3 separate regions of the Homo sapiens genome follow, and regions 1 and 2 are each linked to region 3. Evidence: chromatin loops called from intact Hi-C (ENCODE). Cell type or tissue: mammary epithelial cell. All regions are shown on one strand. Each heading gives the region's core, and the rest is flanking DNA. Links, peaks and the distances in the headings are about the cores only.

Region 1 (11,221 bases), core at 1,882-9,881, 53 kb after region 3:
ATCCAGGCATTTTATATTCAAACTACAGAAAACAAAAGACAATTAGGAAAGCTTGGAAGTATGGCAGAGAAAACAAGTCATCTTAAATTTACAAAAAAAAAAAATTAAAAAAATTAGAATTATAGCTAAGTTCTCATCAGAATCCATGAAAGCAAGAAGAGAGGAGTGAATTATTTAGAAGTTTTGAAAAAAAAGTCTTCTTAGAATTTGATATTCAAGGTAAAGGAGAAAAAAAGACCTTCTCAGATAAATAAAATCTGAGGGAATTTATTCCCAGCTGACCTTCCCTATAGGAAATATTAAAAGAAGTTCTTTAGAAAGATGAAAAATGTAGTTTTGAAACTTGGATCTACATAAAGAAAAGAAAAGTCTTAGAGGAAGAGAAAGGTAAAATAAAATATTTTATTTTTCTTGTTCTTAAATGATCAAAAAATAACTTTGTTTAAAGCCATAATAGGAACAGTGTATTGGGTGATTGTAACATATGAATAGGATAAATAAATGGCAGCAATATCACAGGATCAGAAAGGAAGAATTGAAAATACTCTGTTACAAGCTACCTGCATTACCTGTGGAACCACAGAGTGATATTTGAAGATAGACTTAAATTTTCTAGAAATGTATATTGTAAACTCTTGGGCAATTACAAACAATTTTTTGAATAAAATATAAATAATATGCTGAGATGAGATATAAAGGAATCACATAAAATGTTAATTTGTCCAGGTGCAGTTGCTCACGCCTGTAATCTAAGCACTTTGGGAGGCCGAGGCAATGGATCACCTGAGGTCAGGAGATCGAGACCAGCCTGTCCAATAGGGCGAAACCCTATCTTTACTAAAAATACAAAAATTAGCCCGGTGTGATGGTGGGCACCTATAATCCCAGTTACTTGGGAAGCTGAGCCAGGAGAATCGCTTGAACCCGGGAGGCGGAGGTTGCAGTGAGCTGAGATCATACCACTGCACTCCAGCCTGGGCAACAGGGTGAGACTCTGTCTCAAAAAAGAAAAAAAGAAAGGAAAAGAAAAAATATGTTAATTTAAAAACCAGGAAAGGCAGAAAAAAGATTGGGGGAAAGATATAAGAAAAAATGAAAAAAAAAAAAAAGAAAAACAGTTCCAATGATACATTAATCCAATCATATCAATAATCACTTATATGTGAATGATCTATATACACCAAAAGAAATGGTCAATGTGGATAAAAAGTCAGGACCAAACTATGTGTATACCAGAAACCAACTTTAAACATATAGATTCAGATAGTTTAAAAGTTAAGAGGTGGTAATAAAAATACTATGTTAATACACTAACTGAAAGAAAGCTGAAGTAGCTATATTAATTTTAGACAAAGCAGACTTCAGAACAAGGACAATTATCGGGAATAAAGAAAGGTATTTACTACATGATGATCAATGTATCAATTACATGAGGCAAAAACTGGCAAATCCCAGTTCATGGACAGCCTACGAAATACCTGACCGTTATGTCTCAAAACTATCAGGGTCATGAAAAACAATGAAAGTCTGAGAAACTGTCATAGCCAAGAGGAGCCTAAGGAGGCATGATGACTAAATATAATGTGGTATCACACATGGGATCCTGGAAGAGAAAAAAGGCCATAAGTAAAAATTTTAAAAAATCTGAATAGAGGGTTTACTTAATAATATTATATAAATATTGGTTCATGAGTTGTATATTATATTAATGTAAGATGTTAATGATAAGGAAAGCCAGATGTGGACTATATATGAACTTTCTGTGCTGCCTTCACAATTTTTCTGTAAATTTAAAACTCTCCTAAAACAAAATGTTTATTTAAGAGAATCTTAAGCATACACCTACTATATGATCCAGCCATTCCACTCCCAGTTATTTTCCAAAAAGAAATGAAAGCATATGTCTATACAAAGACGTATATGCAAATGTCATACCAGGTCTATTTGTAATAGCTCCAAAGTGGGAACAATACAAGTGCTCATCAGCCAGCAAATGGATAAACAAATCGTGGTAAACTTATATACATGCAATGGAATACTTTTCAGGGATAAAAGGAATGAACTATTGCTTCAGGCAACATATATAAATCTTAAAATAATCCTGCTGACTGAAAGAAGCCATGCCAAAAGAATCATGCAGCATGATTCCATTTACTTAGAATTTTAGGAAATACAAATTAACTGTAGTGTCAGAAAGCAGACCTAAGGTTGCCTGAGGATAGGGACAGGGCAGTGAAAGTGAAATGAAGGGACTTGATAAAGCCTTTGGGGTGATGGATATGATCGTTGTCACAGTTGTGCTGGTTTCACAAGTATATGCATATGACGAATGTTATCAAATTCTACACTTTAAATATGGATAGCTTATTGTTTATTTAAATACTTCAATAAAGCTGTTAAGTTTACCTAATTATTTGATACTATTTTTAATAACAAGTTGAAATTGAAATCGAAATTTATAGTAAAGAATAATAATGTGTCATGGTAAAGAAATAATATTAGTAGGTTGGTTCCATTCATATGTCTTTGGAAAAATTCATCCTGATCAAGAGCACACCTCAGTATGTTAATATTTGGGGTTTTGTTTATTACTTGTTTGTATAAATTATTTGGTGATTTAAACATCTGAAGAGAACTTGATGCTTTTTTAAAAACAGAAATGTTCATGTAGTTTACTGAAAAAAATTGTATTTCCAGAATTAGGATTGTTGTTACTAATGCCTTAACAGAGTCAAAAATTTCCTTTAATTAACTAACTCCACAAGCATGTTTAAATGAACAGAAATTGACATATAAAGAGTGTCTCTCTTTTAAAAGTATTAACTGAAATAGAAGTTCTGAAACAATTTTATTTTAATGGAAGTACTCAAGATTTAATGCCAAGCCTTCTTGCAAAGTCAGGCAGAGAGCTGAGAACTCTCTGTTGAAAAGAAATACAGAATATTAAGGCTGTTTCACTATCTTTCCCAGAACATTAGCCTAATATAGCCCTGGTGCAATTCTGGATGGAGAATGGAAACAATATATTATGGGGGAATGCCTTGCATTAAATTATTTGCTATTCTTACTTTAAAAATCAGCCTCCTTACATAAAAAAGGTGAGAGAGTAAGATAAATGCTAAACTCATACAATAAAAACTATTACTATGGAGGACTTATGACAAAAAAATAAAAATAAAGCATTTTATAAGAGGAAACAGAAAGACAGAAAAGATAATTATAAACAAACTTTATGGTCCCAGAAACCTGAATGATGAAGCAAAAAAAGGAAATAATGAGCAAATAGAAAACCAGATTCTAATCCTGAGACACAACGTATCCAAACACTAATCTCTCTAGAACTTGAAGGGATAACACTCATTCCTAGAACAGTAATGAAAGTTTTCTTTGTTAAATAGGAATGGAATTGCTGCTGACAGAGGGAAGGGACCTTACCTTCTGGAAAAATACGGTTTTAATTTGGCTAAAATCCACGTCTGATAAATTCTCAAAGCACTTTGTGGGCAATTTTGTTCTTCACAAGATGGATGTTTTGAGTGACAAAAGGAACTCTAGGCCTAATTCAAACCAATCATGAGGAACTGTTCCATCTCTGACAGAAATAGAAACCACAGGAAAATGCAAAGTTGTTCACTTAAAAATAAGAGGAATACTGGGCATAGAATAGGTGCCTACTTTAGGGAAGCACTTTTCCAAAAGTTAGGGGCTGATGTCCATGCCTGATTCAAGGAGAAAAGTTTATGCTAACCAATAAAATTATGACTATTAACTGCAAATATCTCTTTATGAGAGAAAAGAGGAGAGAAAGATAAAAAAGACAGCATGATAAATTGCAATGTCTGTAAACATACACAAGATGGGTGCAGGACGCACCAGAATGAGCAAGACAAAGCCTCTAAGAAAAATGTAAGACAGTGCCAAGAATAAACTGCAACTAGTGAGAAATATTAAGGATGACAAAAGGACTTTTCTTAAATACTTGCTTGGTGCAAGAAGAATAAGAAAACACAGATCTGTCACTTAAAGCAGCAATGTTAGTTACAATAACTAGAATGTAAAACCCTGTATCTCTTCTTTTATCTTCGCTGTATAAACTACACTTTACTGAGTTGATCTCCATGTGTCAGGTATCAAACTAAGTACTTGTAGGCAGATTATTTCATTTAACCTAAAAAAAAAAAACCCACCATGATATGGATATTGTTATCATTCCTTTTCTCACAAATGGGAATATTGAAATTAATAGAGGTTGTATATCGTGTCCACAGTCACACAGTTAGAAAGCGTCAGAGCCAGGGTTTGAACTCAAGTAGCCTAACTATAGAACCCATATTTTTAATCACTATACAGTATTTTACTATCTGTTCCATCAAAAGAAATCATTTTTCAGAGTGGAGATGATAGAACATACATGAGAACAAGAGTATTTAAATCCAAGATACCTGCAAAGCATCTAGACACTCTAGATTTAGACTTTTAGCTCCTTGGCCAAGATTAATTACCTTTCAGGAAAATAAAACTACATACCAATGAGATCACTAGACCTCTCGCAATGATCTATGAAGAATAATGGAACAGCTATCTGGTATCTAATGGCTAGAGTCAGATAAATGGTTTCTCAATAGATTTCCAGAATAATGGGAAATTTGGTTTTGCATTAACAATAGGCTACGTATGTTATATTCATTCTAGGAAAAATTGTAGATGGTTTATTAAAAAAAAAAGTGGTCAGTAAAGATCAAAATGTGTTCATTAAGACTGAGAAATGGCAAATGAAACTATTTATATTTTAAAACTAAAAAGATAGTAAAAATAAATTCTAATGCTAAAAAGAAAAAAAATACACCTCTTTTTGATAAGAGAAAAACAATACCAGTATTTGTAGAAGGTAGGATAGACCATGGGCCAAATCATACACTTCAGGTCATTTTTAAGTGGTTGTGAAAGTTCATGAAAAGAGTTTACTGGTTGATCAAACTCAATCAGAAGAGTTTTTTAATGACTTGATTCAGTAATTTCATTTCAGTCCTTTCTGGATCAAAATTTTTATCTACAAAGATATAAAAGACTTATTTAACTTAATTAAGGGTGATTAACAAGAAAGAGAAAACAAATGCATAGTTTTCCAAGAAGGATTTCCATACTCTTTCAACTGGATAAAGTGATGGACTAAATCTAACCAGATGAAATAAAATAAAGATGATTTTTTAAAAATATACACTTTAGCTAAACAAACCACCAAATGACTGCACTATTACAGGATGAAGGGGATGTGGTATCCCTGGGGAGTGCCCGAAAATGTCATAGGATTTGTGTCAACATGAATTCAACATGAGTCAGTAGAATGCTCTGCACTGGACATGCCATAAGGAAGTGTTGCTTTCAACTCTCGCCTTCAACATGTTAAAAAGCATCAGAAGAGGTTGACTGGGACAAGCTAGGTCAGGAAGAAAAGCACATGAAGAAACCTGAAAAGGAAAAACACTGAGGCTACCTTGCCTTGAGACAAGTGTATGCTCGTCAGTTATAAAGTTCTTGGGTCCAAGTGACAGAAACTCCTACTCAGACTGGTGTGAACTATAAGAAATTGTATTTTTTTTTAATAGGAAGCTCAGAATTAAAGTAGCCTTCAGATAATGATGGATAAAAGCATTAAACCCAGAGAAGACATCCAACAGTCTTCCTATGGCTCTCTAATGAAAGAGAGGTAAAACTTTATCCAAAATATTTCTATTGTGACTGCACTGGTCAGAATTGTGTCTCATTGCCATTCCTTGCTTCATCACTTACAAAGGAATGCAGCAAGTCCTACACTAGCCACAACACTCTGGAACTAATAACCAGTTAAGAATAACTTTATATATATGAGGGGTGATGTTCCTTTGAGGTATAACCATATATGAGAAAGATAATGCATATTTAAGCAAAATTGAGAGTTCTGTTAGAAATTAAAAAAAAAAAAAAAAAAAGGACACCAGTCAAGTCCACCATCCAACTCCTAGTGAAAACCTGACTGTAAATTTCAATTTAGGAGTTGCCGTATGGAAATATATCCTGTGACTTGAGAGGAGGGAATGTAAGACTGATGTTTGGAAGTTAAAGGTGAATATACAGCAAGCCAATAACAAACAACATTTGCTGCATAATGAATGAGTCCCTTATTTTACACATGCTCTCTGGAGGAGGGAAAAAAAAAACCTCCACTATATGCCCTCCAAAAAGTCTTCCAACCGAAGACCAGCCCACAATTCAGGTTTTGTTCTGCATAAAAACATAGCCAATGAAGTGAATGGATCCTGAAATTTCAACCATTGTCAACCTGCAAAGTAATTCCAGGCTTTCTGGTCATGAGGGCCTAGAATCAGACAAAGATGCTCTGTATTTGCCAACTTTCTCCCCACAGTATTAAGATCTACTGAGAGGGGCACCTTTCTGGAATATGCACAAAGACGTCATGTGTACTAGTTCGCCTGACAATAATTCCAATACTAGGTTTCAATGATTGAAGTTAATAACTTACTAAAATAAGTTAGAAAGAATAGAATTGCAGTTTCAAAATAATTACAACAAAATAACAACTATTTTAACACTTGACAGTTTGAAAAACTCTTTTCCATTTTCAAGTAGATATTATGATTATTCTTATTTTATAGATGAGGATGCTGAGATCCAGGTTTAAATTTAACCAATTAGAAAATGGTGGATTTGGGTTTTCCAACCCATGTCTGCTTGATTCCAAAAATGTGCAATGATAATAGGAATTGTTCTCTCCCTCTTCTTCCTCCTTTCTTCTTTTTTTTCCTTCTACTGAGTTTACAGGTTTTTTTTTTTTTTTTGGTAGCAATACTAAAATATTTTTATAGTAATACTTATTTCTTTTTCTTTTTTTTTTTTTTGAGATGGAGTTTCACTCTTGTTGCCCAGGCTGGAGTGTGATGGTGTGATCTTGGCTTCCTGCAACCTCCACCTCCGGGTTCAAGCGATTCTCCTGTCTCAGCCTCCCAAGTAGCTGGGATTACAGGCGCCTGCCACCACGCTGAGCTAATTTTTGGCTAATTTTTGTATTTTTAGTAGAGACGGTGTTTCACCATGTTGGCCAGGATGACTTTGAACTCTTGACATCAGATGATCCACTCACTTTGGCCTCCCAAATGGCTGGGATTACAGGGGTGAGCCACTGCACCTGGCTAGTAATACTTATTTCTTTTCTTTCTTTCTTTTTTTTTTTTTTTGAGACAGAGTCTCACTCTGTAGCCCAGGCTGGAGTGCAGTGGTGCCATCTCGGCTCACTGCAGTCTCCGCCTCCCGGGTTCAAGCAATTCTCCTGCCTCAGCCTCCGGAGTACCTGAGACTACAGGCACGTACTACCATACCTGGCTAATTTTTGTATTTTTAGTAGAGACGGGGTTTCACCATGTTCGCCAGTCTGGCCTCGAACTCCTGACCTCAGGTGATCTGCCCACCTTGGCCTCCCAAAGTGCTGGGATTACAGGCATGAGCCACCGTGCCCAGCCAATACTTATTTCTTAAACCCATAAGATCTTTAAAAGCAAAACTCTGTCCCTCCCATAGTTTACTGCTCACTGAGGATGTTTACACTTTTCTTTGCACCCAGAAAGTATTCAAATATCACAATAATGATCTCTTTCCAGCATCTGATTTATATATATGTTCTGATTATGGATCTGGTTCCAGGAAAAAAATGGATTGGATATCAGCTCCAGGTTGATATCAACTCCATTTTTACATTTATGTAGTCCCTTACATGATGACCCAATGTTGAAAAAACTTACATTAAGAATAACTTTTTAAAGTTCACATCAAGGATTCACTATATCCTGGATTTATTGCTAATATATCTGCTGTCACACAATGAATTTCTTCAATTTCCTTTTCTTTATTAAAATATTACATATATGTAAGTAAATCTTAGTACCTCTTTACTAAAAGTGAAGTTGAAGGGCAAAAAAGTCAAGTCTTTTAGCACACCCGAGTCTACAGGTCAAGTTAATATTAAGAAATAAAAGAGAAATAATAAAAATTGCAGCATGACAGCAAAGGCTGAGAAAAATTGCATAGAGAAACAGTAGTGTAAGGGAGACTTTTATTAATAACTGCATTCCTTTATATATTTTAAAATTTATTTAAACCATCAAATATTTATTTAAGTGAATAAATAAGTTTTGATAAAAATTGATGCAAACAATAGAAAGATAAATAAGAAGAAAAACAAAAGAAGAAAGAAGAAAGGGAAGAATGGAGGGAGGGAAGAGAGGAGTTTGTTGAGAATACGTTTTGCTTAGGTACCAAGCGATCGCAGTTATCCAGAAACCTTAAAAAGCTATCAATTTTTGGAGAATTTTTAGAATGTATTTTCAGATTTTCCAGGTTGTTATTGATTTAAGAGGAAAGTCCAGATAGGAAGTCAATTCTGGAAAGAAGAGGAGAAATAATGCTGGGATCTTTAAGGATTTCTGATTATTTTTTAGTGCCTTGGGCAGAAGACTTCACAATTGTATTTTTAAGGGATAAGAAAAGAAAATGGCCGGGCTTGGTGGCTCACGCCTGTAATCCCAGCACTTTGGGAGGCCGAGGCGGGTGGATCACGAGGTCACGAAATCGAGACCAGACTGACCAACATGGTGAAACCCCGTCTCTACTAAAAATACAAAAGTTAGCTCGGCGTGGTGGCACGCGCCTGTAATCCCAATTACTCGAGAGGCTAAGGCAGGAGAATTGCTTGAACCTGGGAAGCGGAGGTTGCAGTGAGCCGGGATCGTGCCACTGCACTGCAGCCTGGTGACGGAGTGAGACTCCATCTCAAAAAAAAAAAGTAAAAATAAAAAAAATAAAGAAAAGAAAATGAAGGAAGAATTAGCTAAATGTAAGCCAGCTGAGATGCTTTGAAGAGCGTGAACCCCTCAATCTAAAAATTAAAAGATGTGTAAGAGCCTCTCTGGGACTCAATGGAAGGTGATTGACATTGAAAAAGAAGGATAATTCTGTACTGAGTGTAGACTACACCACCACAAAGTGATTCCACCTAAAAATGGGACACGGGAAGACAGCTTATGTGGTTGTTATGAGATATACACTAAAAGTGCCTTGACAACATCCATTATGTATTCACCTACAAAATCAGAATACCTCAACAGGATTTCACAATTACTTAACAGAGCAGGATAGTAATGTCATATTCTCCCTGTACGTGTGGTAACAATAAAATCTGAAAGTTCTTTAATATCAAGGATCCAAATTCCACAAATAATTCCATGAACAATTCTGCAAACTGAAAATTCTGTAAGATTTTGTAAAAATAAGGAAACTATATGAACAAGAACCTGTTTTATTCCTGTCAGAGGCTACGTGGCATGTTTAAGATACACCTACAGAAGGAGTTCAATTTAGTTTATAAAGGCCTACTGTTTCATTTTTCGAAATGCCAGACCCCCAAGAGAACAAAGATTAATAAGATATACTTCCGGGACGGGCGCGGTGGCTCACGCCTCTAATCCCAGCACTTTTGGGAGGCCGAGGCGGGCGGATCATGAGGTCAGGAGATCGAGACCATCCTGGCTAACACGGTGAAACTCCGTCTCTACTAAAATTACAAAAGAATTAGCCGGGCGTGGCTGCGGGCGCCTGTAGTCCCAGCTACTCGGGAGGCTGAGGTAGGAGAATGGCGTGAACCTGGGAGGCGGAGCTTGCAGTGAGCCGAGATCTTGCCACTGCACTCCAGCCTGGGCAACAGAGCGAGACTCCGTCTCAAAAAAAAAAAAAAAAAAAATACTCTGGCTCTTGGGAAAGCCTCAGTCCAGTGGAGGAGACAGATATGTAAACATCTAATGTCGATGCAGAGAGCAGTGGCAGTCTCCGCACACATACCTGTCTAAAACTAGTCAAGGAAAGAAGGAATCCGCATTCCAATAAGCCTCCTCCAATGATGATTCCAGACTCTTTAAATATCTGTCCCCAAGAAATTGCCTTATACTTGGGCCACTTAATTAGAAATACCTAAGCAGAACGCAATCATTTTATTACATGGAGCCTGAAACTGTGCTCTTCACCTCTTCATTGCAGACTATGGTCTATTCCTTATTTCAGCTTTCTGTTGACCCAGGCGTTAACTCCTTAAAAACATTCCATGTACAGGCCGGGTACGGTGGCTCATGCCGGTAATCCCAGCACTTTGGGAGGCCGAGGTGGGCGGATGACCTGAGGTCGGGAGTTCGAGACCAGCCTGACCAATATGGAGAAATCCCGTCTCTACTAAAAATAACAAAGTTAGCCAGGAGTGGTGGCGCATGTCCGTAATCCCAGCTACTCGGGAGGCTGAGGCAGGAGAATTGCTTGAAGCTGGGAGGCGGAGGTTGCAGTGAGCCGAGATCAAGCCATTGCACTCCATCCTGGGCAACAAGAGCGAAACTCCATCTCAAAAAAAAAAAAAAAAATTCCATGTATAATCCTCCATCTCTTTCACCTTCTGTAGACTGATGCAAAATAAAGAAAAAATAAAGAAAACAAAAAAACATAGACACACTGGAGAAAAATAGAATACATTTGTTTTGAATCTAATGAACTTAATTTCATTAGACAAAGGAACAATCTTATCCGAGTTGCAGCAACAAATGTTAACAGGTAGAGAAACTATTTTTTGTTTATCTGAAGGGATCTGCAAAAAGTTGCATTTGCACCAAGTAGTTGCCTTCAGGTTTAAAGCCTGAATTGTCAACTCTTACTTAAAATTACTGGTGAATGGTCAGAATAGTTAAGGAATTTAAAAGCAATTTTTCTCATTTCCTTTCTTAGTTCCATGAAGAATGGAAAAATACAAATTTAACTGCCTTCAGAATCACCTTAATTTGAGTTTTTGTGACCACAAGGCATTCTTTGCAATAAACTAAAATGACGTGGAGAACAGTTTCTGGTAATTGATGATTTTGTCAGGAATTTGAGATTGTATTTCTAATTCTGCCACAGGGTCATCAGATTCCATTATGCTGGGCAAGTTACAGTTTGTCAGGCAGTTTTGTGGGGTGGCGTATTAATATTCTTTTAAAATACATTTTTACTATGACGGGGAACTCCTGTGGACACTTATAAGACCCAGAGTATGTTTATGTGCCCTGTATTTTATCTTTATAGGTGCTCTTTTTCACCTTTTCTGATTCTTCTAGCTGACTCTTTGTCCCAGATTCTGCCCATCTGGCTGCTGTGTGCA
Region 2 (11,221 bases), core at 1,544-9,543, 210 kb before region 3:
CCTGCTTCAGCTCCTGTCATCCTGTGCTGTGGAATTCCTAAACCTCTTAGCTTGAGCCCTGCAACGATCTGATTTTCACTCCGTTCTAGGAAGGTTCCATTCTTCAGTGTGGAGCACATATAAGTAAGTGTCTATTTTTGACTAAAAGAGATTGCCTCTCATAGCGAAACCTTGTTATGTTGTTACACAAAAGTCCTCTTCACTAGCCATGAGGATGGACAAATATGAAGGCTGCCTCTTTCTGCAATAATAGCATGTAACACCCCACCCTACTTTGGTTACCCTTTGAATTTGCTACTTTGAATTTTTTCCACGCACAGTGATCATGAGGCAAATACTTTAACTAGAATGACACAGTCAGATTAAAAAAAGAAAAAAGAGGACAATGGCACACATAGAATTCACCTTAAACTTACTATGTCACCAAAACCTCTAAGTACAATTTTAAAAAAAGTTCTGTCACCATTTTCACCCACTCTGTGACAGCTACTAAATACACCGTAGGTATAAGATGAGAGAAAAGGGATAAAAGCCATAGCAATAACTTTTTCTTTTTTAAAAATACAGTACACTAATTGGGAGATATATAGATTAGTCTTCTGCATGCATATTTCTTTTAAGTATAACATTAACGAATAGCATTGCTTATCTACATATAAGTTTCAATCCAAAAGCATTTATTAGCCTCTCATTCTTCCTCTGGTACCTTCCCCAACTAGATTTCTAATTTAATTTATAGTTTAGTAATTATTACCTTGTTTCTTTTATGAAATTTCTGTCTTCACTGGTCAAGAAAAAAAATCAGAAACTAAAGATTTTGTACATAGAAATAGTGTGAGAGCTATACCACATACTACTAAGAACTCTACTGGGATTATTACTTCAGTAGTGGGAGAAAAATAAAAACATACCACTGCTATAATTTCTCTTTGAGTCCCCAATATTACATATTTTGTATTAAGGGACACTATCCAATTTATTCAATAGTTATAATTCATTGACTAAGAAGATAAAATCCACTAAAAATGAGTAAAAATTAATGTTAAAAACTGGCCAAGAAGTTTGACGGCCCCTCACTTTGGAAATTCTTTTTCTATATGAGTGCTCAGCCTTAATATTATGTATTAACATGAAGGTAGAGAGCAATCAAATACAAATCTATTTCATGGCAGGACTACCAGTACAATAAAATTTAATGGCTATCTTTAAAGGTTTTGGTATGAGTCATTCTGGGAAAAAATGTTTCAATTTACTTTTCAAGCTTCTGCCTAAAAGGCAGAGAGGAAAACTCACTCTGTCCTCAAAAATCAAGGAAAGTAGTTTAGTAGGCAGAGTACTTGTCATTTGACCCAAAAAACCTCATATTTTTACCAGAGTCAAGATAGAAAAAGATCAATTCAGTCTTTTAAAGAAGCAATGACTCAGAAGACCAATCACATCAGGACAGGACCTGCTGTTCAAACTGCTTAGATTTTACAAGGTGCTATTAGGTATACTTAAAGTTGATTGGCCTATAAATTGGCAACAAAAAATCCCTTGTGGTATTTCAACAAAAGAAGATATTTCTGTGAGTTTTACATGGCTCTCTCTTGGAGAGAGTGGTGAGGAAATTGCGCTTCAGTTCTGTTTCTTCATTCTCTTTTCTACTAGTAGTTTTAGCTCTGTGAGTTTCCTTCTTCAACTAGAAAAAGACAATTGGATTTATCATTACTAGCTCTAATTTTTAAAAAGACCTATAAAGCAAGGTCCTCTTTTCATTGTGACCACTGTTTAATTGATCTTTTCTATATACAACTGAAGTTTTTTTTTGCTGAAGTGTATATGACATGTTTCTTCCACTCAGGTTAAATGTTCTGCTCTCCAGGATAAATGGGAAAATATAAGACTGGAATCAAGCATTAATCCTGAGTGGTTTAGGTATAATATAATTAAAATGTATATGTATCAAAAATATTGATAAAAGCTCTCATTCTTGGAGATTAAATAATGTGTTTGGATGTGATTTTAGTTGTTTGTTTAATAGAAAAATAAATTTATAGCTTACTTTTAGAGATTTTTAGGCAAATAGTATAAGATAGAGATATAAAGTTCAGGCTTTGAAATAGAAAGACTGAGATTAGAATTTTAATTTTACCATTATTAGCCTAAGTTTTTTCATCTGAAAAATAGAGATAATACAAACATTAGATTTTGTTGAAATTGATGAACAAATGTAAATTGTAAACAATTGGTGAAGCAACAAATGTAAAATGTAAAAAGATGAACATCAATTGTAAAAAGTTGATAAACTAACAAAAGTAAAAAAAATGAACTAACATAGTGCTTTATGTGTAGGAGTTTCAATAAATACTATTATAATCAAAGCAAGCTGTCAGAGACCATCATTGCTTTTATCTGAACAGAGCAAAATATCAACTGCTAGAGCTCTCAGATTCTTCCAAGATCCATCCTGTGCAATTTTCAGCAGTTTGCAACCCAGTCACAGGCTTCCTTTTTCACTGGACCTTAGAATCCATTCAGATCTCAACTTGCACAGGGCCACACACCCCCTGCAAAGATGCCTGAGCTAAATTTCTACTAGCCTCAGCAACCTTACACCAATGCTATCCTCGAGCATTGAACAGTTCTCTGGACACCTGCAGCGAAGGTAGTTTTCAGCAGTTCTGGTTGAAAATCATTTTCACATTTCCATTATTTCGGGATTTTGTCTGGTTATTATCTCAGTGCCCCTCCTATCATGGTATTCTTATTTTTCATGTTCTTGACTCAATTACTTCCTTCCAAGTATTTCCATTGCACTGACTGAAAATGCATACAGTTCTATTTTCCTTTTTACTACCATTTATCGATTTCCTGGAGTCTCATTTATATTTATTGAAATACATGAATCATGTCTCATAATTTATCTCACTTACATGGTATCATGCAACTTGGAAGTAGAGATCATAAACTAGTTTCTAAGGATTCTGTCATCCTGAGTACTTTCCATTTCTACCTAGATGACCTACTTGATAAAACGGCTTCACTATTTCTTGAAGTCTACTAACTCCATTCAACTTCACCCATGCCTGCACACAAACTGGAACCCAGATTTTCTTATTACCTTTCCCTAGCATTCTTTCTACTTCACAAAGTTGCCTGTCTCCAAAAGCAGTGGCCGATTAAATGAAACCATATATGTTAGGCAACTAGCTCTGTTTCTGGCATGTTAAACAGCAGCTAAAAATAAACTAGTCAACTTTTCCCTCCAGTCTCAATTTCGGTAGGTGAACATATTCCTCCATGCAACCTTAAATTACATATTTAAATGATACTACTCAGAATGTCATATATCATGTAGGAAATTGTAAACTTGCCATTACAAATAATAGACTATACTCAAAACAAAACAGTTATTATCCATTCACGCATATCATGCTTATGTCTGTTTCTTTTCTTTTGTGAAAATAACTTCTTACTTTTCAAAATATGTGATTATGCAAAAGTTTCAAGCAAAATTTTCATATTTACCTTCAACAAATAGATCCTGTACTGAGTCATTCTGGGGGATTAAATAATGTTTGGATGTGATTTGTAGTTGTTTACTTCAATCGAAAAAATAATTTGTAATGTTTACTTTTAGAATCAAAGTTAGAAATATCCTTTAAAGTTCATCTAGACCTGTTCAGTGTTCTAAAACAGTGACAAGATGGTCTTTAAAATGAAGATCTGTACCAGTGACAATAGCCTGTTTCCTCCCAAAATCTTTCAGCGTAACACTGCAAAGAGCATTAGTAGAAAGGAAAATACCTAATTTCTACTCTCTGATGTAATCTTCATCTTTATGTGAAGAGCACAAAGATGACTTAGTGTTGCCACAAGAGTGTTCCCATCATATCTCTCAAGGGATGATAAACGTCAGTTGTACTCACCCCGAATTATATTATTTTTGGCTTCCTTCATAAATCAAACCTGAAACACTATTGATGTGTTATTATAAAAGAAAATATATAAACTAGGGAAAATATTAGCAAATTGGAAATTCTCAGCATATTGCAATATGTTTAAATGCCTCACTAGAGACTTACCTGGAATTCATGTTATTATGATTTGTTTTTATGTTCTTGTTTTCTATTCATCGCCTATTGATCGATTGACATTTCTCAGTCATTGAAAGGCCTTGCTCCTGCTCATGCTCGAAGCATGAGGAGAAAACAAACAGCAATTCACCATTCTTCTTGTTTTTCTACCTAATAGAAGGTAATGGGTTTTTCTAGAAAACTGGTTCTTGCTGGCTAACTTTCTACCTAAACGCCATGAGCTTTCTTTTAATCTTTAAGGCTCATATAATTGTATATTCAGTAGGATAAAAAAATTTGAATGCTTTTGATGGACTTCCAAGGACATGAACTCAGGGATATTATTGATGTTTTCATCTTTGCCATATCCCTGATTCCTTTGTACCTTGTACATGCTTTTGACATCTTTAATGACCACTAAAATCTCTTCAAATACAGTACATTAATTATATGTATATTCCAATACATTTGGTTTTTTTATGGCTATTGAAATACTGCATGTTGACGTGGACAATAAAAGTCAAATGGGCATTTTTTTCTCATGGTCTAATAATAGTGAAACAAGAAGTTACCACTACAATTTTAATTGTTTAAAGTTACAAATTGCATGCCTTACATTCCACTTAGGCAGTCAACATTTGTAGAAACTATTAAAGTCATTGTTATAGTGAATTTTTAACTTTGAATATATATAAGGAGAAATAAAACAACCAGTGAAAACATATACAAAGGTAACTCTTGGCTGTCTTTCTGCCCTGTTCACATCTTCCTTAGCACCTAAGAAAGTAAAGTAAGCTATATGGAATTTGTGCCCCTGTAGGTAAAGCATGAAGAAAAATTCTCTCTCAGTCTCCAAGGGATAAAATAATGTTTGAGAGAAAATATATAAAACTCTCTCTAATACCTCAAAGTAACTGAGCAAATTTTTCTTACTTTTCTTCTCCTTTAGTTCAGATTTTTTGAAAGAAAAGTTAATCAAACTAGGAATTATATAGTGAAAAACAATTACGTTTTTCACTTAAATGATTTTAGCTACTACAAATTCATCATGTTACCTCTAGTATGTATCACTGCACTGACATTCCCAGCAGATGGCAATGTTAAGACTTAATGTTATTGTTTGATTTATTATAGGTATGCATCTATATTGGAGAAATGAATGCTAAACAAACGAGGTATTTGTTAATAAAATTTATTTCATTCTCCCTTTTTTCTTTGTTGAATTTATACATGTTTATATCATTTTTTAAAATTAAGTTTGGCATTAACTTCAAAGAAAGTAATGGTTATTATTCAAAGAAAACCACTTAGTAATATCATTGTTACCAGTGGTTAGAAAAGCCTCTTTTGAAGTAACTGACTCTTGAAAGCCTTAGGAAGCACTTAATATAAAATAAGATTTATATACAGTCCTGTAACACATAATAAAATAAAAACACAGGAGCTAATTAGAGATTGCTTATTAAGAATACCAGAAACAAGGAAATATGAAAAATTATCTGCAAGAACTATGTTCCCAAGACTTGAATACTATTAAGAAAGTGAAATGTAAAAAAAAAAAATTACTTACATAAAACAAAGGTGATAAAAAAAGATAAAAGAAAAACAAAGAGAATCGGTTAGTCAAGTCTTTTCTACCTTAAGTTTATTTCTCTGGCCAGCAGAAGAGTTCCCCTGCAAAATGATTATGATTTCTGTTTGTTTTGGTATTTAGTAAGCAACTGTTCCCAAGATAAGATTATGATTTACACCAGTACTTCTTAAAATGTGGGTCTGCGGAATGGTGTTGCTCCACAAATTATGTGCTACAAGTCAGAAACAAAGTCAGTTATAAATTTAGAACAAGCAGTCATAGCAATTTGGCAGCGTAACTTTGTTGAATCTGAGAGTAAAAAAACTAGGATATATATTTTGTATTTCTCCGTTTTATTCCATTTTTCTGGTAATTTATTTTTAAAGTATTTTACAAAAACATTAATCCAGAATGGATTGGAAAGAGGCAGGGGAAAGTAGCCCTTTATATGGATGACTTTAAAATCACTGGTTTATCCCTTATACTGATATCTTTAGAATGATTACAGATTTTTCTTCTTTGCACAGTCATGCCTATGAAGCAGGAGCTCATTCTTTTGGATGCCACAATTTTTCCTTTCCATTGATCCAATAACATTGGGCCAAAAAGCAGTGAGGTTATATGTCATACTGAAGTCATACAGCTGACAGTGAGATTTTTATATGTATTAGCCTATGTCATTTTCATTTCCTGGTTACTGAAAATCAAGCTTCCTTAATGTTAAGAATGGCCTGAAGTCACATTGAATTATAGTGTATTATACCTGAGATGTAACCTTCTAGAAACATTTAGTAAGCCTCTACTCGATATTACACAATGTCTCAGTCTTCAAAATAAGTTCAAAACCCTGTTTGGAACAAAGATAAATCCACTGGAAGCAATTATTATTATTATTATTATTTGAGACAGGGTCTCGCTGTGTCACCAAGGCTGGAGTGTAGTGGCACCATCTCTACTCACTGCAACCTCCACTTCCTGGGCTCAAGAGATCCTCCTACCTCAGCCTCCTGAATAGCTGGGACTAGAGGCGTGTGCCACCACACCTGGCTAATTTTTGAATTTATTTGTAAAGATGAGGTCTTACTAGGTTGCCTAGGCTGGTCTGGAACTCCTGAGCTCAAACCATCTGCCCACCTCACCTCCCAAAGTGCAGGAATTGCAGGTGTGAGCCACCACACTCAGCCTAGAAAAAATTAAACAATAGAGATGCCACAGTTAAGTGCTAAAGTTTGTGCTGCACACTCTAAGTAGGAAGGGAATAGAGGGAAAAGGAAACCAAGTAATAACCACTAATTTACATGAATGTAAGTTAATGGATATGATGTCCAGCCTGATGGTTAGCACATGGCAGATACTCAACACTATTTCTATTTTGTTTGTTTTTAAAAAGGGCTTGATCAGGGCTCTCTTTGAAAGGATGAGAATACTTCATAAAGAAAAAAATGAAAATTCCATACAAAAGATTGTGCATTTGTAATGATGATCCTTATGATACTCTGAGCATTCATTCAGGGGAACAGAGAGGAACAAAGGTGGGAATGAAGAGAGAGTTCCGTAGATGATATTTTGTTTACTGTGATCTATAACCTCTGGTCTCCAAAAAAAAATTCACAACCACTTCTATGATTAAACTATTATGCTTATTTCAATATTCCCCTGTCTTTGCAACAAAACTATTCAGCTTGTGACATGGAATAAGATACAGCAATGATTCCCATTCTCCTTGAATGGGAAACGGTAATGATGTGTTGGGTTTTTATTGTTTTTTTTTTTTTTTTTCAAAAATACAACGACTGATGTAAGTGATGACACAAGTAACCTAATCATTTGTTTCCTTCCAGTTAGTTTAACCAAAGTGGAAACTATGAAAGAGAACACAAATAGTAATCATTATTTCCTGTATTTCAGCCTTCCTCAGCTTCTGTCTGTACATTAGCAAAGTTCTAAGGGTTTCTAAACTTTCATCTTTTTCCTCGCTTTGTAATTTGAGCTTGATTGCTCCCTCTCTGCTACGGAAGAAAACATATTCTATAATCTTTTTAAAAACATGGTAAACGTATCATTCTATATAAAAACAATCTGAATAATAAAAATAGAGGTCTATTTTATTTCCATTTCTCCTTCCTTTTCGTTTCTGCGGTACAGATCATGCCTTTGTATCTGACTTATTTTCCGCAGGTAAACCTGGCCAGGCCTTGGCACCATAGAATAGAGTTTCCTTTAAAAGCTGTCAGGCGTTTCCCTGACAAATATATACTTGTAATTGGATCTCTCTGCTTTAGTAATAGTGATTCCAGATGGCTGCTTCTAGAGGAAGCAAGAATTTCCGGCTCCACAATGGTGTGGTTAACAGAGCTCTTCCCCTAGCCGCTCTTAAGTCGAAGAACTGTGTGTTTCGAACTTCCTGATTGATCAAGTATTATAAGAAGAGTTCAGGTTTTAGACAGGTTCCTTTGGGGGAGAACTGTAGTTGAAGCTCTTACTGCTGCAAAGATGCCCATGAGGAAAACACAAAGTGAACTTTTCTCTCAGCACCAGTTAACAACCAGTGATTGTTAACTGTTTGGTCTCTTGTGCATCTATAGCAGAATATAAATAACGTTCATAGAGTTCAAGTCCTGAAGTTCAACACATGGTACTCTAAAGGATGTTAGGTAAAGTTACCAAATGCATAAACACATTAACAGCAAAGGACATGTGAGTTGGAGATTAAAGCTCAAGCATAAACTTGATATCAGTTCTTGTCAGCTCCTAAACTATTGCATAGAAAACACTCTTTCTAATCCAATTTAAGTCTTGCAGAAAGCTTAGAAGGCTAGAAAAGCAAGTATTTTACATCTATTTTATAGATGATGAAACTGAGGCTGAAAATTTAGGCGATAGAGACAGGGTAAATGTGCATCTGTATATTCCTATTTCAGGTCTCCTTCGTAAGCACTAGGCTGCCTCATTACATCAGCATCAGGGGAGGGATGAGCAGTGAAAAAAAAAGTCCTGATAAAAATAATGATGAAAAAAATAACAATAATAAAGCCACAGGTAGGTAGTTCTTTGTGCATTAAATTTGACGGTCTAAAACTTCCAGTTCTCTCCAAAGACCTATTCTTTTTTTTTTTTTTTTTTTTTTTTTTTTTTTTTTTGAGACAGAGTCTCACTCTGTAGGTCGTGCTGGAGTGCAGTGGCGCTATCTCGGCTGACTGCAAGCTCCGCCTTCCGGGTTCACGCCATTCTCCTGCCTCAGCCTCTGAGTAGCTGGGAATACAGCCACCCGCCACCACTCCTGGTTAATTTTTTGTATTTTTAGTAGAGACGGGGTTTCACTGTGTTAGCCAGATGGTCTTGATCTCCTGACCTCCCAAAGTGCTGGGATTACAGGCGTGAGCCACTGCTTCCGGCCCGAAAAACCCACCATCTTGGCCGGGCACGGTCCCTCAGGCCTGTAATCCCAGCACTTTGGGAGGCTGTCGCAGGTGGATCACCCGAGGTCAGGCGTTCGAGACCAGCCTGACCAACATGGTGAAACCCCGTCTCTACTAAAAATACAAAAATTAGCTGGGCATGATGGCACGTCCCTGTAATCCCAGCTACTTGCGAGGCTGAGGCAGGAGAAAAACTTGAACCAGGGAGGTGGAGGTTGCAGTGAGCCAAGATCCCACCATTGCACTCCAGCCTGGGTGTCACAGCTAGACTCTGTCTCAAAAAAAAAAGAAAGAAAGAAAGAAAGAAAAACCCCACCATCTTTTATTATTTACGACTATCTTAATTTGGTTCTTGCAAAAGGAGACCCTTAGACAAGATTTTGGGTGTAAGTAGTTTATTTGAGGAAAATACAATGAGAGGGTACAGAAGTAAAGCACAGAAGAGAAGAGGACCAATAAAAAGTGCATCAATAAATGGAGTTACCCATTGTCTGTGAGAAGTTCTGCATGAAGGGACCCTGTGAAACAGTGCATAAAACAAAACATAATTTTCTCACTAAGGAGAGAGGAAGCTGGAATGTTATACATGAGCTCTTGTTTCTCATTGCCTGAAGGTTACTCATGGAGCATTAACTCCCTGGCATTTCTGGTTTGACTCCTCTGTACGGACAAAGAAGGCTCAAAGGATATACAAAACTTTTATGCAGAGAGAGAAATAGAAAGCCATAGTGGATGGGGGAAGCTTCAAAGAAATAAGGGAATATGAACAGGGTACCACCAGCATTTGCTAAAATTACCTGGAAGGAAGTTGACACGAAAGGGTGCTTTGATGAATGTGAAATATATTACAACAGTGAGTCAGAGAAGTTGACTTTTCTGTTTCCTTAAATATTCGATATGAGTGTGTGTGTGTGTGTGTGTGTGTGTGTGTGTGTGAAAGAGAGATGGTTAATTTCATGTGTCAACTTGACTGGGCTAAAGGTTGCCCAGATAGCTAGTAAAACGTTATTTCTTGATGTGTCTGTGAGAGTGTTTCTAGAATAGATTAACGTTTGAATCAGTAGACTAAGTAAAGAAGATTGCTCTCACCCATGAAGATGGGCATCACTTAATTTATTGAGGGCCGCAGTAGAACAAAAAATGGAGCAAGGGATAATTTGCTGTCTCTGATTGATCTAGGACATCTATCTTCTCCTGCCCTAGGACTTCCTGCTCCTTGTTCTTGGGCCTTCAGGTTTGAACTGGACTTATACCACTGACTCCCTGCTTAGACTAGAACTATATCACCATCTTTCCTGAGCCCCCAGCTTTCAGACAGCAGATCATTGGCCTTCCTAGCTTCCACGATCAAGTGAGCTAATCTTTCATAATAAATCTCTTTCTGTATGTGTTCATATATTCTATTGGTTTTGTTTGGTCTCTAGAGAACCCTAATACAGCATGTATGTGTGTGTGTGTGTGTGTGTGTGTGTGTGTGTGTGTGTATGTATTAACTTCCCTCAGTCAGATTTTATCCTACCACATCTTTTCAGTGCAGAGTTGTTTCAGTGGTCCAAAATTTTATGAGATGTCGAATTTTTTTCTATGATCTGAAACTATAATATTCTAAAAAATTATTGATGATGACCAGTGGAAAACAAGAATAATTTTATGAATAAACAATTCTCACAAAATGAATATAAATCAATGACAAACATAAAAAGATTAGTTTCATAATCAAAAACTATGAAATTTATCAAAAAGTTACACTCTATTGAAATATGGTGAGATTAAAAATATATTTATAAGGAGTATTTTTCGATAACAGAAAAATTATGGTGTCATGTTGAATTTTTAAAAGATTCAAAATTATATATTTAATTTCATATATATATTATGTGTGAATCTGTGTGTGTGTGTGTGTGTGTGTGTGTGTGTATGCCTGGAAGTAATTACACTTGAGAGTAGGTTATTTTAATTTTACTTCTGTGTTTATTTTCTACAATTCTATTTCTTACAATGACAATGTGTTATTTTTATACTCAGAACAGTTTTTAAAATCAAAATCAGAAATTTACTATATATGTATAATTTCAAACATCCTTGCATCATCTTCAATTATTTTACCTTCCAGAAAATTACCAAAACCTTTTTCAACTTACACATGTTTCTAATCTGTATCCACTGTTTGG
Region 3 (11,221 bases), core at 1,564-9,563:
AGTATGTCACTTCTGGGCTATAGTGAGACTCTCCAGAGCAGTCTTTTCCCTCTGCTAGAAAAGGCAATACTCATTATGTTGGCTGTCCAATTAGCCAGTATACCTGAGAATGCATGATAAGTACCTGGCAATGTGCAATTGTTAAGGAACACGGGTAAGAAATCAACCTTTATTCTTTTAAGGCACTGAGATTTGAAGTTGTGTTTTATGGCAGCATAACCCACACTATTCTGACATTACAGATACTCACCTTTGTTAAGAATAATAAAAGGAAAGTTCTCAGCAAGTACTTTTTAATGCTTTGAGAAACTTTCAATTTGCATTTACTCTAGTTCTTAGAACTTTATCTGACATAAAATAAACAGATGGCTTAGACTCATACAATAATGCTCATTAAATTTGTGGGGATAATATGAATTATTCTCATGTAGTTATTTATTGAATATTTTATGGTATTCAATAGATTTATTCAGTAGCTTCATCTATTTTCAGAACATAAGTCAGTTTTAGCTTAAAAATTTCTACTTACATAATGAAATGGGTTCACTTATTCCCAGGTGGCTGATTTGTCTCATGTAATATGATGTTACACAAGGGTTCACCATTCTTCCCTGTTAATGACTTATTTGGCACACTACAATGTAAGAAGCCAGGCAAAAACTTCAGTGAGGAGAAATCTTGAGTCTCCACCATTATCCCCACTTTGTTTATGAGCTCAATGGTCACGAACTGGGAGAGTTGAAGAAAGAAACAGACATCCACAGCGTGATCATGTGATCTACCTGACTAAGAGTCTGCTCAGAAGAGGATATCATTAGATGACCATTTACACGAAAAGCAAATAATCTCTCATTCCGGCATTATTTCAAGAGATCCATTCATGAGTCTTCTCCCAAAATCTTTTTGTCACCAAGATTATAACTGACTCTGAGTTCCTGTCCATGTGGCCTAAGAAATTCCCTGTTCATAAATTATGATAGACCTGTATTTCTGACAATTTCTCCAGTTGCAAAGTCTTCCACTTTGACCTTTCTAACATAGATAAATTTTTATCCTTTCTGTTAATACAGATCAAGTAGGGAATTAATGAAGTGTTCATCTATTTCAGTTCTAGAAATGTAATGATCAATTAGTTATTGCCAAAAATAACTGCAGATCAAAGTACTTCTATTACCACTTTGGCTCTGCTGCCTGTTAGAGTAACTATTATAATCTTCTCCCTTTTCATTAAGTGCTGCTACTTTGCCTCTGTTACGAAGGGATTCTATAACCCCATTGAAATCAGACAGTCTGTTTCAGTGTCATTATTTCTCTTCTTTATCCTTGGTCTACAGAGAACAGGCACTACAGGGTTTCTACTAACGTATTTATCTATACTAATTTATTTATCAGTTCTGTGGGGAAGGGACTATAAACTAGGACCTTTCAGAAACAGAACTACAGGGTGACTGAGTCGATTGCCTCTCAGAGATAATTTACTTCAGCCATCCTATTTCCCCAAGTTTCTACATTATACTAAGGAAATTCTGACATCTCTATTTCTTTTCTTTTTTTAATAAATTTTTTAATAATTTCAGCTTTGATTTTAGAATCAGGGAGTACATATACAGATTTGTTACATGGACATATTGTGTGATGCTGAGGTCTGGGGTACAAATGATCCCACCCAAGGACTGATCATAGTACCCAGTAGTTTACTTTTCAATCTGTGACCCTTCCTTCCCTCCCTCCTCTAGTAGTTTCCAGTGTCTACTGTTGCCATCTTTATGTCCATGAGTGCCCAATGTTTAGCTCCCACTTGTAAATAAGAACTTGCAGTATTTGGTTTTCTCTTCCTGCATTAATTTTGTTTAGATGATGACCTCCAACCACATCCACGATGCTATAAAGGACTTGATTTTGTTCTTTTTTATGGTTGTCTAGTATTCCATGTTATATATGTACCCCATTTTCTTTATCCAATCCACTGTTGATAGAGACCTATGTGTATTCCATGTCTTTGCTATTGTGACAAGTGCTACAATGAACAGACGAGTGCACTGGTATCTCAGTTTCATTCATCGTAGGCCAATACGGAGCCGAAGTTTTAATCAATCCACTGAGAAAACATTTAGCAGCACTCTTATTTTCTCAAACTAGAACTCTAAATCAAGAATTTTGAGTTAAATAAGCTCTAGCTGTATACGCCCATATTAACAATAACAAGCAAAAAGCCTATCCAAATATGATATCCTTCCCATCATTGTCTATAATCTCAGAGGCCATTTTCATAAATTCTCCAGATTTTTTCTTGCTATATTAGCAAAATGTTGTAATTATTTTTGGTATGGAACCTGGTTTATTTTGTAAATGACTCCCTAGGTTATATTGAAACCTGACATAATTTATAGGCCTTGAGGTAAAAAATGGAAGTAGACATATTGAAATGAGAAGAATTTGAATTCTCTTGCAAGATAATTGTTTCAAGTGAGGAATTTACTGGATGCAAAAAAACTAGACACATGAGTGAGAAGGAGAGGTTTCTTCTGCTGGCATAGGAGGTAGATTGACAGGAGATTCAGGGAATTCATATTTGTCCAATTAACCAAAACCATTGATTAACTTTCCAGATCCTTCTCATTTTCAAGAAGTAAATTAATTTTTACTCAAGAGAAGTAATGTAGTTATGAATGTGATCTGCAGTATAATTCAACTACCCTGGTACAGTAAGTGTGATGAATGTGGGGACTGATTCCAAAAAAAAAAAAAAAAAAAAAAAAAGACAATGAGGTGACAGTAGCACACTGTGAGCTTAAGATAAGCATTATCTGGGCAACACTTTAACAGGTTTTGGGGTAGAGAGAAAGACCTCAGAGCATAAGAATATCCAAGAGATACAGCACAGGGACCACTGTTCATAGTGAGACAAGGGCAAGAGAACTCCCAGGAGAAAGAGAGAGATCAGATAGGAGGCTTGTGTTTTAGGCAATGTTCAGCAGTCCTACAGTAAATCTCTGGGGAGTCCAACACTTCCAAAGGTTAGAATTGGAGTCTTTTATATCTATAGAGTTTATCTTATCTCTGCCTAGTAAGTGTTTGGTACATTTTCATCGAATATGGAAAGCCAAGAGGCTCTAAATGGCTAAAACTCTGCACATTGGGGGTATGTTTAAAACAACTGGATATATATGAGTTAGAGTTTAGTGGTGTCAAACTTTTGAGTTAACAGACTTCAGCCTGTTATAAAGAAGTAAACAACATATGGCCAATATACAGAGGCCATCTTGGGCTCCTTTATATAAAACCTAGAAATCAGAAATTTAGACTTCTGAATTCGGACTTCTTCAACTCTGCTGATATAAGAGATAAGACATCATCTTAAGGCAATCATAGAAATATCTGGGTTCCCTGGTCATATTTTGATGCATTCAAAGCTCTGCAGTACAGTCTGAAGTAGCCATTCCACCCACACAGTCTTTTTATGCTTGAACTACCGTTAATGGACTATCACAGCAGTCACTCAGTTTAGACAGCTTTGTCTTTAATAGGACTTCATTCTAGCATTATCACAAGACATAATTTAAATGTTTTACCACTGGTTGTCATGGAAACAAATCCTATCTGTTAATGATAATTAGACCTTGCCACATAGTCAACCAAATATTAAGATTTCTTTGAATATTGATTACCGGCAACCACTTGATGAAGCAATTATTGTGTAACTCAAATTTCACCTGTAGGTAGACAACAGAATTCTGCTAAAGTCTGAATGTTTGTGTCCCCTAAAATTTATATGTTGAAGTCATACCCCCAAGTTGATGGTATTAACAGGTAGGGCCTTTCAGAGGTAATTTGGTCATGATGATGGATGGTGCTCTCATTAATGGGGTTAGTGCCCTTATAAAGAGATTTTTAAAATCTCATTTGTCACTTCCACCATGTGAGGATGCCATGAGAAGGCACCTTCTGTGAACCAAAAAGTGGGCTCTCACCACATCCTGAATTAGCTAACACCTTGATCTTGGACTTCTCAGCCTCCGTAAATGTTAGAAATAAATTTCTGTTATTTATAAGCTAACCAGTTTCTGTTTTTTGTTTGCTTGTTTGTTGTTGTTGTTGTTGTTGTTGTTGTTGTTATAGCACCAGAAATGAACTACTAAAAATTCATTCTAGTTAGTTCAAGCAGATAAGAGCTAACAGAGGAAAATAGATGAATAAGAAATTGTAGGAGAGGGCAAAGCAAGATAGCCACATAGAACACTTGACCTATCTATCATCCCTCCCACAGGAACACCAATTTAACAACTATCTACACAAAAAAGCACCTTCATAAGAACCAAAGATCAAGTGAGCAATCACAGTACCTTGTTTTAACTTCATATCAGTGAAGGAGGCACTGAGGAGGGCAGGAAAGACAGTCTTGAATTACAGATGGCACACTTCCTCTATGCCCTGGCAGTGACCACATGGTATATAGACAGAATCTGTGTCCTTGGGGGAGGGACAGCACAGCAACTCTGGGACTTTGCATTCAACTAAGTGCTGCCCTGTCACAGCAGAAAGCAAAACCCAGCTAAAATCAGCTGACACCCACCCATGGAGGAAGCATCTAGACCAGCCCTAGCCAGAGGGTCAGAACTCGAGTTTTGGCAAGTCTTGCCATCACAGGCTGAAGTGCTTTGGGGTCCTCAATAAATTTGAAAAGAAATCTTACAATTCCTAGGCAAGTCCGAGTGCTGTGCTGAACGCAGAGCTGGTGGACATGAAACACCAGCCAGGGCAGCTAAGAAAGTGCTTGCATCACCCCTCCTACAACTCCAGACAGCACAAATTGCAGCAACAAAAGTGACTCATTCTTTTGGCTTGAGAAGAGGAGAGGGAAGAATAAAAAGGACTTTGTCTTGCATCTTTGATACCATCTCAACCAGAGTAGGAAAGAGCACTGGGCATAGTTGTAGGGCCCTGATTACAGGCCATAGCTCCCAGATGACACATCTAGACATACCCTGGGCCAGAAGGGAACCCATTGCCTTGAAGGGAAAAACCCAGTCCTGGCAGGATTCACCACCTGCTGACTAAGGAGCCCTTGAGCTCTGAAGAACCAGAAGTAATACCCAAGTACTATGCCGTAGGCCTTGGGTGAGACTCAGATGTGCTGGCTTCAGGTACCAGCTTGGCCTCAGTGGGGTAAAGCACCAAGTGGGTTCCTGGGGTCCCTGATTTCAGGCCTTGGCTCTTGGACAGCATTTCTGGACATGCCCTGGGCCAGAGGGGAGCCCATTGCCATGAACAGTGAGTCCCAGGCCTGGCAGCATTCACCACCAGCTGACTGAAGAGCCCTTAGGCCTTAAAGGAACATCAGCAGTAGACTGGCAGTAACCCCAATGGATCTGTGGTGGTGGTGGACTGGAGAGAGGCCCCTCAGACTGTGGAAAGGGCTGTATCTTGTGGTTTAAGAGGCAGCTCAACCACAGTACAATAGAACACCAGGTAGAATTCTAAAGTTTTTTTTGCTCTAGTCCCTAGCTCCTGGATATCATCTCTGGACCTACCTGGGGCCTAAGGCAACTCACCACCCTAAAGGGAAGAAAACAAGCACGACTGTCCTTACCACCTGCTGACTGAAGAACCCTAGGGCCTTGAGCAAACGTAAGTGGTAGCCAAGTAGTGGTTACACCAGACCATGGGCAACACCCAGTGCTGTGCTGGCTTCAGGTCTGACCCAGTCTCAGTGGTGGTAGACACAGGGTGTAAGTGTCACCGCAACCCCAGCTACATGCAGCTCAGTACAGAAAGAGAGACTCCATTTGCTTGGGAGAAATTAAGGGTAAAAAAACAAGAGTCTCTCTCTGGTAATCCAGAGAAATGTTTTGGATCTCATCCAAGAACACCAAGGTGCTATGTCTACGAGCCTGCAAGAACCACAGCATTACTGGGCTTGGGGTGGTAACCAATGCAGATATAACTCAGATCACAACAACCAAGTCCCTTTGAATAGCAAGAATGCCTTCCTGAGAAGGAGAAGTACAGACAAGCCCAGACTGAAAAGACTACCTTAATTCCCAGAAACGAACAAATATCTATAAGCATCAAGACCGTCCAACAAATCATGACCTCACCACACAGAATAAATAAGGTGCCAGGGACCATTTCTGGAGAAACAGAGATATGTACTCTTTCAGACGGAGAACTCAAAAATAGCTGTTTTGAGGAAACTCAAAGAAATTCAAGATAACACAGGGAAGGAATTTAGAATTCTGTCAGATATATTTAATGAGGAGATTGAAATAATTAAAAAGAATCAAGCAGAAATTCTAGAGTTGAAAATGCAATTGACATACTGAAGAATGCCTCAGAGTGTCTAATTGGCAAAACTGTTGAAGCAGAAGAATTAGAGCTTAAAGACAGGCTATTTGAAAACACAGTCAAAGGAGACAATAGAAAAAAGAACAAAAAGAATGAAGCCCGTCCACAGTATCTATATTTAGTCTCAAATGGGCAAATCTATGAGTTATTGGCCTTAGAGAAGAGGTATAGAAAGAGACAAGGGTAGAAAGTTTATTCAAAGTGAAAGTAACAGAGACCTTCCCAAACCTATGGAAAGATATCAATATTCAAGCACAAGAAGGTTATAGAACACCAAGAAGATTTAACCCAAAGAAGACTACTTCAAGGCGTTTAATAATCAAAACCCAAGGGACCCTTTGTCAGATGAGTAGGTTGCGAAAATTTTCTCCCATTTTGTAGGTTGCCTGTTCACTCTGATGGTAGTTTCTTTTGCTGTGCAGAAGCTCTTTAGTTTAATTAGATCCCATTTGTCAATTTTGGCTTTTGTTGCCCTTGCTTTTGGTGTTTTAGACATGAAGTCCTTGCCCATGCCTATGTCCTGAATGGTAATGCCTAGGTTTTCTTCTAGGGTTTTTATGGTTTTAGGTCTAACGTTTAAGTCTTTAATCCATCTTGAATTGATTTTTGTATAAGGTGTAAGGAAGGGATCCAGTTTCAGCTTTCTACATATGGCTAGCCAGTTTTCCCAGCACCATTTATTAAATAAGGAATCCTTTCCCCATTGCTTGTTTTTCTCAGGTTTGTCAAAGATCAGATAGTTGTAGATATGTGGTGTTATTTCTGAGGGCTCTGTTCTGTTCCATTGATCTATAGCTCTGTTTTGGTACCAGTACCATGCTGTTTTGGTTACTGTAGCCTTGTAGTATAGTTTGAAGTCAGGTAGCATGATGCCTCTGGCTTTGTTCTTTTGGCTTAAAATTGACTTGGCGATGCGGGCTCTTTTTTGGTTCCATATGAACTTTAAAGTAGTTTTTTCCAATTCTGTGAAGAAAGGCATTGGTAGCTTGATGGGGATGGCATTGAATCTGTAAATTACCTTGGGCAGTATGGCCATTTTCACGATATTGATTCTTCCTACCCATGAGCATGGAATATTCTTCCATTTGTTTGTATCCTCTTTTATTTCATTGAGCAGTGGTTTGTAGTTCTCCTTGAAGAGGTCCTTCACATCCCTTGTAAGTTGGATTCCTAGGTATTTTATTCTCTTTGAAGCAATTGTGAATGGGAGTTCAGTCATGATTTGGCTCTCTGTTTGTCTGTTGTTGGTGTATAAGAATGCTTATGATTTTTGTACATTGATTTTGTATCCTGAGACTTTGCTGAAGTTGCTTATCAGCTTAAGGAGATTTTGGGCTGAGACAATGGGGTTTTCTAGATATACAATCATGTCATCTGCAAACAGGGACAATTTGACTTCCTCTTTTCCCAATTGAATACCCTTTATTTCCTTCTCCAGCCTAATTACCCTGGCCAGAACTTCCAACACTATGTTGAATAGGAGTGGTGAGAGAGGTCATCCCTGTCTTGTGCCAGTTTTCAAAGGGAATGCTTCCAGTTTTTGCCCATTCAGTATGATATTGGCTGTGGGTTTGTCATAGATAGCTCTTACTATTTTGAAATATGTCCCATCAATACCTAATTTATTGAGAGTTTTTAGCATGAAGGCGTTGTTGAATTTTGTCAAAGGTCTTTTCTGCATCTATTGAGATAATCATGTGGTTTTTGTCTTTGGTTCTGTTTATATGCTGGATTACATTTATTGATTTGCGTATATTGAACCAGCCTTGCATCCCAGGGATGAAGCCCACTTGATCATGGTGGATAAGCTTTTTGATGTGCTGCTGGATTCGGTTTGCCAGTATTTTATTGAGGATTTTTGCATCAATGTTCATCAAGGATATTGGTCTAAAATTCTCTTTTTTGGTTGTGTCTCTGCCCGGCTCTGGTATCAGGATGATGCTGGCTTCATAAAATGAGTTAGGGAGGATTCCCTCTTTTTCTATTGATTGGAATAGTTTCAGAAGGAATGGTACCAGTTCCTCCTTGTACCTCTGGTAGAATTCAGCTGTGAACTCAAACAAATTTACAAGAAAATAACAAACAACCCCATCAAAAAGTGGGCAAAGGACACGAACAGACACTTCTCAAAAGAAGACATTTATGCAGCCAAAAAACACATGAAAAAACGCTCACCATCACTGGCCATCAGAGAAATGCAAATCAAAACCACAATGAGATACCATCTCACACCAGTTAGAATGGGGATCATTAAAAAGTCAGGAAACAACAAGTGCTGGAGAGGATGTGGAGAAATAGGAACACTTTTACACTGTTGGTGGGACTGTAAACTAGTTCAACCATTGTGGAAGTCAGTGTGGCGATTCCTCAGGGATCTAGAACTAGAAATACCATTTGACCCAGCCATCCCATTACTGGGTATATACCCAAAGGACTATAAATCATGCTGCTTTAAAGACACATGCGCACATATGTTTACTGCGGCATTATTCACAATAGCAAAGACTTGGAACCAACCCAAATGTCCAACAATGATAGACTGGATTAAGAAAATGTGGCACATATACACCATGGAATACTATGCAGCCATAAAAAATGATGAGTTCATGTCCTTTGTAGGGACATGGATGAAATTGGAAATCATCATTCTCAGTAAACTATCGCAGGAACAGAAAACCAAACACCGCATATTCTCACTCATAGGTGGGAATTGAACAATGAGAACACATGGACACAGGAAGGGGAACATCACACTCTGGGGACTGTTGTGGGGTGGGGGGAGTGGGGAGGGATAGCATTGGGAGATATACCTAATGCTAGATGACAAGTTAGTGGGTGCAGCACACCAGCATGGCACACGTACACATATGTAACTAACCTGCACATTGTGCACATGTACCCTAAAACTTAAAGTATAATAATAATAAATAAATAAATAAATAAATAAATAACCCAAGGGACAAGAATAAAGAAAACATTCAAAAGTAGTGAGAGAAAAGAATCAAATAACAAACAATGGAGCTCCAATACTTCTGGCAGCAGACTTTTCAGTGGAAACTTCACAGGCCAGAGTGGCATGAGATATTTAAAGTGCTGAAGAAAAAAACTTTTACCCTAGAATTGTATATCCAGTGAAAATATCCTTCAAACATGATGGAGAAATAAAGATGTTCCCAGATAAACAAAAGCTAAGAAATTTCACCAACATCAGAACTATTCTACAAGAAATGCTAAAGGGAGCTTCTTTAATCAGAAAAAAAGGATGTTAACGAGCAATAAGAAATCACCTGAAGGTATAAAGAACTCACTGGTAATTAGTATGTACCCAGAATAACACAAATTGTTATAATACTGTAACTGTGGTGTCTAAATCACTCTTATCTTAAGCAGAAAGACTAAAAGGTAAATCAATAAAAAATAATAACTACAGCAACTTTCCAATACGTAGACATTAGTGTAAGATATAAATAGAAACAACAAAAAGTTAAGAAGCAGGAGGGAACAAAGTGAAAGGGTAAATTTGTAATAGTTTCATTTTTGCTTGTTTGTCTGTTTATGCAATCAGTGTTAAGTTGTCTTCATTTTAAAATGAGTTGTAAGATAGTATTTGCAACTCATGATAAACTCAAACCAAAAAATACACAACACATACACAAAAAAGAAAAAGTGAGAAATTAAACCCTACCACCAGAGAAAATCTATTCCTTCTTTTCTTCCTGTTTTTTTAATGAAGGTGAAGACTACAATACAACTAGAGAACAAAAAACAAAATGTCAATTTCTTAGTTATCAATAATAACATTGAATGCAAATGGACTCAACTCTTCTATCAGACATAGAGTGACTGAATGGATTAAAAACAAAGACCCAGTGATATGTTGCCTAAAAGAAACACATTTCACCTATGAAGACACACAGACTGAAAATAAAGAAATGGAAAAAGACATTCCTTGTCAACAGAAACCAAAGAAGAGCAGGAGTAGCTATACTTAAATCAGACAAAATAGATTTGAAGACAAAAATGAAAAGAAGAGACAAAAAAAGTCATTATATAATGATAAATTAGTCAACTCATCAGGATGATATAACAATTATATTATATAACAAATATATTAGATGTATATGCACCCAATACTGGAGCACCAGTTATACAAAGCAAATATTATCAGATCTACACAGAGAGATAAGACCCAATACAATAAGAGCTGGAGACTTCAACATCCCACTTTCAGCATTGGACAAATCATCCAAACAGAAAATAAACAAAGAAAGATTCGTCTTAATCTGTTAATCTGCACTATACATGAAAAGTATCTAATAGATATTTACAGAACATTTCATCCAAATACTACATAATACACATTCTTCTCAGCATATGGATCACTGTCAAAGACAAACCACACATTAAGTTATATAACAAGTCTTAAATGTTCAAAAAAACTGAAATAATATTAAGCATCTTATCTGAACACAATGGAATAAAACTAGAAATCAATAATAAGAAGAATTTTGGAAACTATGCAGACATATGGAAATTAAGCAATATGCTCCTGAATGACCAGTGGCTCAACAAAGACATTAAGAATGAAATTGAAAAAATTCTTGAAACAAGTGATAGTGGAAGCACAACATACCAGAACCTGTGAGATACTATGAAGGCAGTACTAACAGGGAAGTTTATAGCTATATGTGCTTTCATCAAAGAAGAAAAATAATTCAAAAAATAGCCTAACAATGCATCTTAAGAACTAGAATAGCAAGAAAAACCATACCAAAAATTAGTAGAAGAGAAGAAATAATAAAGATCAGAGCAGAAATAAATGACAGTGAAATGGAGAAAACAAAATAAAAGATCAACAAAAAAGCTAGTTTTTTGA

What was found. Hi-C counts contacts between places; a loop is a spot of excess contacts. Peaks named below come from ENCODE experiments on the same cell type or tissue, not always from the same donor. Only the 100,000 strongest peaks of a DNase experiment are listed, where the experiment ranks them.
Region 1: a loop joins it to region 3, with 4 times the contacts of the local background. A loop is called at or near these places in 2 of 110 quality-filtered maps.
Region 2: it touches region 3 in a loop (21-fold over the local background); 2 of 110 quality-filtered maps call a loop at or near these places.

What each region holds. Positions count from the first base shown.
Region 1 is chr3:105,939,038-105,950,258 of GRCh38, reverse strand. No RefSeq gene overlaps it. Among named protein-coding and RNA genes, the nearest start is that of CBLB, 76 kb to the right of the region's middle. In mammary epithelial cell, for the core only: no CTCF peak of the experiment used is centred there; a DNase peak (open chromatin) is centred at 5,358; H3K27ac peaks cover 2,187 bases.
Region 2 is chr3:106,203,095-106,214,315 of GRCh38, reverse strand. No RefSeq gene overlaps it. Among named protein-coding and RNA genes, the nearest start is that of CBLB, 340 kb to the right of the region's middle. In mammary epithelial cell, for the core only: a CTCF peak has its summit at 5,128 (motif pointing right); no DNase peak of the experiment used is centred there.
Region 3 is chr3:105,991,679-106,002,899 of GRCh38, reverse strand. LOC124909403 (a long non-coding RNA gene) reads right to left here and starts at 4,428. Exons shown (of 2, transcript XR_007095991.1): 1 at 4,344-4,428; 2 at 1-634. In mammary epithelial cell, for the core only: no CTCF peak of the experiment used is centred there; DNase peaks (open chromatin) are centred at 4,509, 4,929 and 5,909; H3K4me3 peaks cover 325 bases; H3K27ac peaks cover 2,677 bases.